2 separate regions of the Homo sapiens genome follow, and region 1 is linked to region 2. The links are chromatin loops, found by intact Hi-C in ENCODE. Cell type or tissue: endothelial cell of umbilical vein. All regions are shown on one strand.

Evidence for each region. A loop is a pair of places that touch in the nucleus more often than their neighbours do. Peaks named below come from ENCODE experiments on the same cell type or tissue, not always from the same donor. Only the 100,000 strongest peaks of a DNase experiment are listed, where the experiment ranks them.
Region 1: it touches region 2 in a loop (2.2-fold over the local background); 5 of 110 quality-filtered maps call a loop at or near these places.

The regions. Positions count from the first base shown.
Region 1 is chr15:51,800,648-51,803,147 of GRCh38, reverse strand. All of the region lies in intron 8 of TMOD2 (tropomodulin 2), which reads right to left. Among named protein-coding and RNA genes, the nearest start is that of TMOD3, 28 kb to the left of the region's middle. In endothelial cell of umbilical vein, a CTCF peak has its summit at 1,558; a DNase peak (open chromatin) is centred at 1,557.
Region 2 is chr15:51,877,650-51,880,149 of GRCh38, reverse strand. All of the region lies in intron 3 of TMOD3 (tropomodulin 3), which reads right to left. Among named protein-coding and RNA genes, the nearest start is that of TMOD3, 49 kb to the right of the region's middle. In endothelial cell of umbilical vein, no CTCF peak of the experiment used is centred here; a DNase peak (open chromatin) is centred at 999; H3K27ac peaks cover 2,277 bases.

The sequences.
Region 1 (2,500 bases), 77 kb after region 2:
AATTTTGTTCCAAAATGCTAGCAAATTATCCCACCATCTTTTATTTCATTCTTCCCTGATTTGAATCTGCTTTATTGCTCTGCTAGTATATTTTTGTGCCAGTACCATACAATCTTGATTACTTTGTAATAAGTTAAAAATATATACCTTTTAAATTTGGAAAATTTAAGTATGGAGTGGATGAAGAAGAAAAGTTTATGGAGGAACTCTTGCGTCCCAAGCAAGTTTAAGGCTTATCTCTTTGCTTCTCTCTTTCTTGTCATCCAGCAACCCCTCAAACGAGTCTCTCCTCAAGAACTTAACACAATGTGGTATTTCCAGTTAGACAATAATAATTATGGTAGAGATTAACGCTCTAAGCATTTTGAGTAAATGGGAGGGAGTGGCAGCAAAAAAGTAAGAGATGCTGACCTCAGAGTTTCATGAGCAACTTTAGCAAATGACATAGTTTAGAAGAGTGGGACCGTATCAAGGGATGAGCCCTGAGCTAAGGTTAGGGCTGCCACTACTACGGCTTGTGCCCCTGGAGCATTTGAGTCCTGGACTTGGATAACTTGCAGTGTTAATGCAGTGGTCCAAAGTTACCCCAAATCACCTATATTCCCAAGTATCTGAGTCCCTCCTCTCCAAGTAGCTGGCTATTTTCCTAGTAGTTTAAATTCTGCTCAGCATCCTTACAGCTGCTTTGTTTTGCAATAAAAGACAAATCCACACTTATTCATCCTTGATTTGAATGTTCTATTTATATAGACGTCAACTGTAATTTCTTTAGGGTTTTCTCTATTTTGTAATGAACCTTGGATGACATTCTGGCAAAGTAGTGAAACAGAAACACCAACTCTGCTTTTATGTTAACTTAAACCATTAATATAATCTGGAATCAAAAATAGGAAATATTAATAATAGAATAATAGCTTTATTTTTTTTTGAGGGGGAGGAAGGAGATGCTAATAGCTATATAAAAGACTTAGAAGCTGAAGAAAATTAAATTGGGGGGCATATAAAAAAGGGGAGGAATTAATGTAACATACACTATGTTTCTTCCTCAGCCTGCATCTTTTTTTGGATTTGAGGTCTTACATAAACCCAGGACAATAGATGGGCATCAAAATTTCTTATAATTTGGATATACAGTCTTTATATATACTTAAATTATCTAAGTATGTAGTGTATTAAATTATATAACTTTTATTATGTTATATTATATTATATATATATTTTAAAGATGAGGTCTTGCTATGTTGCCCAGGCTGGACTCGAACTCCTGGGCTCAAGGGATTCTCCTGCCTCAGCCTCCTAAGTAGCTGGGACTAGAGGCCCAGGCTCTTTTTATATTTTAAGTCACCAAACACAAAGGGGGAAAAATAGAAACAAATGTTTAAGCATATCTTCAAATCGCCTTCTGTGTTTTTCTAAGTGACCTCTTTTATCTACTCAAATTTATTTAGCAGTTCCCCATCTGTTTCTTTAATATGCATCACCGATTGTTCTTCCCATGGGGGCACCTGATTAAATCACTGCACATTGACCTGGAGCCTAGCCACAGCAGCCTGCCCCCAGTGGTGGATTCTCAGCAGGCCTTCGCTTTGGTGCAGCTGCCCATTGCTGTGCTGTTAAATTGGTCTTGGCTTCTGGTTCTGCCTGAGGAAACTGTCTTACAGATTATTTTATTTCAAACCCCTCATTAGATAGATAAGGAAACTGAGGTTACTTCTAACAGTCTATGAGTCAATGAACACAATTTGGATGCAAGACAAGTTTTGACCCCGAATTCCCTCATTTCTCAAGTAAAGCAAACAATTTTTTCCAATTCCTCTAGAAAATCTTTTCTTAGAGAGAGAGAGAGAGAGAGAGAGAGACAGGGTGTGTGTGTGTGTGTGTGTGTGTGTGTGTGTGTGTGTGTGTGTGTGAGAGAGAGAGAGAGAGAGAGGGAGAGAGAATGAATATACAGGGTCTAGGTCTGTTGTCCAAGGTGGAATGCAGTGACACATCCATAACTGACTGCAACCTGGAATTCCTGGGCTCAGGTGATCCTCCTGTCTCATTCTTGCAATGCATTGGGATTACAGGTGTGAGCCACCACACCCAGCCTCTCTAGAAAATCTTAATCCTCCTTGTCGTATACAAATAAAGAGACGCCAGGCTAGGCGCGGTGGGGCTCATGTCTGTAATCCCAGCACTTTGAGAGGCTGAGGCAGGAGGATGGCTTGAACCCAGGAGTTTGAGAACAACCTGGGAAATATAGTGAGACCCTGTCTCTACAAAAATTTAAAAATTAGCTGGGCATGGTAGTGTGTGCCTGTAGTCCCAGTTACTCAGAAGGCTGAAGTGGGAGGATCACTTGAGCCAGAGAGGTGGAGATTGCAGTGAGGCCACACTGCATCATTGTACTCTAGCCTGGGCCATAGAGTGAGACCTTGTCTCAAAACAAACAAACAAAAAACAAACAAAAAAAAGAAATAAAGAGAAGCCATTTCAGAAGCAAAATGAAATACTAAAG
Region 2 (2,500 bases):
CCGAGAAACATCTAACTAGCAAACTGCTGGAATAATTTCATATGACATAAAATACCTTTCTAAACATGTATTAATTTAAATTAGTCTTATATCAATATCAATTAGATTTTAAAATCTTAGTGACTATGAGATGTTGATAAATTCAATAGATCTCCCTTATAATGGTTAGTTTGGTTTGTGCTCTCAATGTCTTGCAGGATGAGAAACATAATAGACACACATTAATTCCTTATTCTTGTTGCTCCTAGAATTTCTTCTTCGTGTGTGTGTGTGTGTGTGTGTGTGTGTGTGTGAAAGACAGAGAGAGAGAAAGAGATTGCCAAAACAAACTAGCAACCTAGGAAGACTAAAGACCACATAGTCCCAAGTATCTCTGTCAGTGTTCCTTAAACTCAGAAAATGAAGACTGGTTAGTCATGAGTATTTTTGAAAAAGCTCCAAAGGTGATTCTAATTCTTACTCATTTAGGTTGGTAACCACTAATCTGTATAATATCAGTCCCTAAAAGATGAAGATGAGTTATCCTGAGTTGATCTAATTTTTTCTTCTGCTTGAAATATGGTCAAAAATAAAAAAATCCAGATTTATGACTTTTACTACTTCCATTTTTTAAAATAACATAATGTCTAAGAAAACATTTTTACCTTTCAGTAGATAGCATTCTATCTAAATGACTGTAATTTCCTTATTTAAGATAGCAAAATCCAAAACTCAAATTTTTAAAAACTGAAATTATAATTCTTTACCTAGTAGGAAACTATAAAAATAAACAATGATGAGATCAGAAAAAAAAAACTCTCAGATAAGTATGAAATGATACATCCCCCACCCCCAAGTTACACAAAACAAACAAAAATAAGGCTGAACCTTGGTTGCTAAGAGCGTTGAAACAGTTTAGCAATGTTTCTGCAACTACAAAACAGCAGCTAAGGAAATGGAAGACATTGAGATAAGAATTCATATAACAGTAATTTAAATGTATGGCACTTATCCAAACTCATGTGTGTTCCAAGAAAAAAGAAATATCCTGTGCCAAGATCCTTGTTATTGTCACAAAATCAGTAAGAAATACTGTGATCCATGTTAACAATTCCATTGCCAGGACCTTTCTTTACTAGTCCTTATCTCTTTTGCTCTGATACCAAGTTACAGCTGCAACAAATGTTAAGAATTATCTTAGTCATAGCTCCCACCCTTGCTGAGTATATAAAAAATATAATAACAAGAAACAGAGGTGGCTCTTGGTTACTTCATTCCTACAGAGTTGAAAGGCCCTAGCTAACTTTACTGTTTGTTTATAAACTGCCTTGTTCCAGAAAAGATTGAAGGACACTACTCCACTATAATCTCCAAGAGGCTTTGTGATATGTTGTTTGACAAGCAGCACAAAAACCTCAAACCAATCAAACTAAAGAATGAGGGGACACAGCCTAGAAAGACATTTTTGTTTTGATCCAATGATACACACAACACCTGCTTGATGCTGCAACATGGTCACCAATAAATGCTTAGTTAACAAATGTTTAGTGAGTTTGTATATACTAGACAATGAACTAGAAAGACACCATAAGGAAAACAAAACAAGAGATCCTTCACTTTTGGGAGTTAATACTTTAACAGGGAAATAGAACAGCAACTGAATCCTATTCTGGAGGTTCCTATGTCAAGATGGGGTAATAAGGACAGAATTTACCCACATGCCTGAAACAATTAAAATGGACAAAATATATGAAACAAGTTTTACACACACACACACACACACACACACACACATATATTTTAAAGAGATGGTTCTTGTTATGTTGGCCAGGTTGGTCTTGAACTCTTTGGCCTCAAGCAATCCTCCTGCCTCAGCCTCCCAAAGGGCTTGGATTACAGGCATGAGTTACCATACCTGGCCAGAAACAACAGTTTTCAAGACACTGGCCATCAGGCAACAAAGGACAGTGATCCCTATGATATGGGAAAAACAGAGGTGAGCCCTGTGATTACCTAGCTTATTGTCTGGAGAAAGGTTCCAGGCTGCAGATCAGGGAGCAGAAATTCAGGCAGAGCCTGGTGAATGCTGAGCTGCAGACACAGCTGAGGTCCAGAAAAACCAAGGCAGCCAGTGTTTGAAGGATAGGGAACCAGAAAGGAGGGAACTGCACAGAGAGGGAGCCCAGGAGTTGTGCAGAGGGTCACACTGAGTGTTCAGCATAGCACCGACTGGTACATGTATGTGAGGAACTACCTTGAGCCAAGGGAAAAAAAAAAACTTCTGAAAGCTTAGAGGTAATAATGCCCATGTTCATGCAGAGCTGGGAATAGAACCTGTTCCCACCAGCCAGACTGGAAAAGCTCACAATTCACAAGGCTCACAATTGGGTAGGGAACTCAGAAGGGTCTTGCCTCAGTATTGGGGAAATAATTAGCCCTAGACTGAACACTGCTCTAGTCCCACCTAACACATCTTTTTTTTTTTTTTTTAAGACAGAGTTTTGCTCTCGTTGCCCAGGCT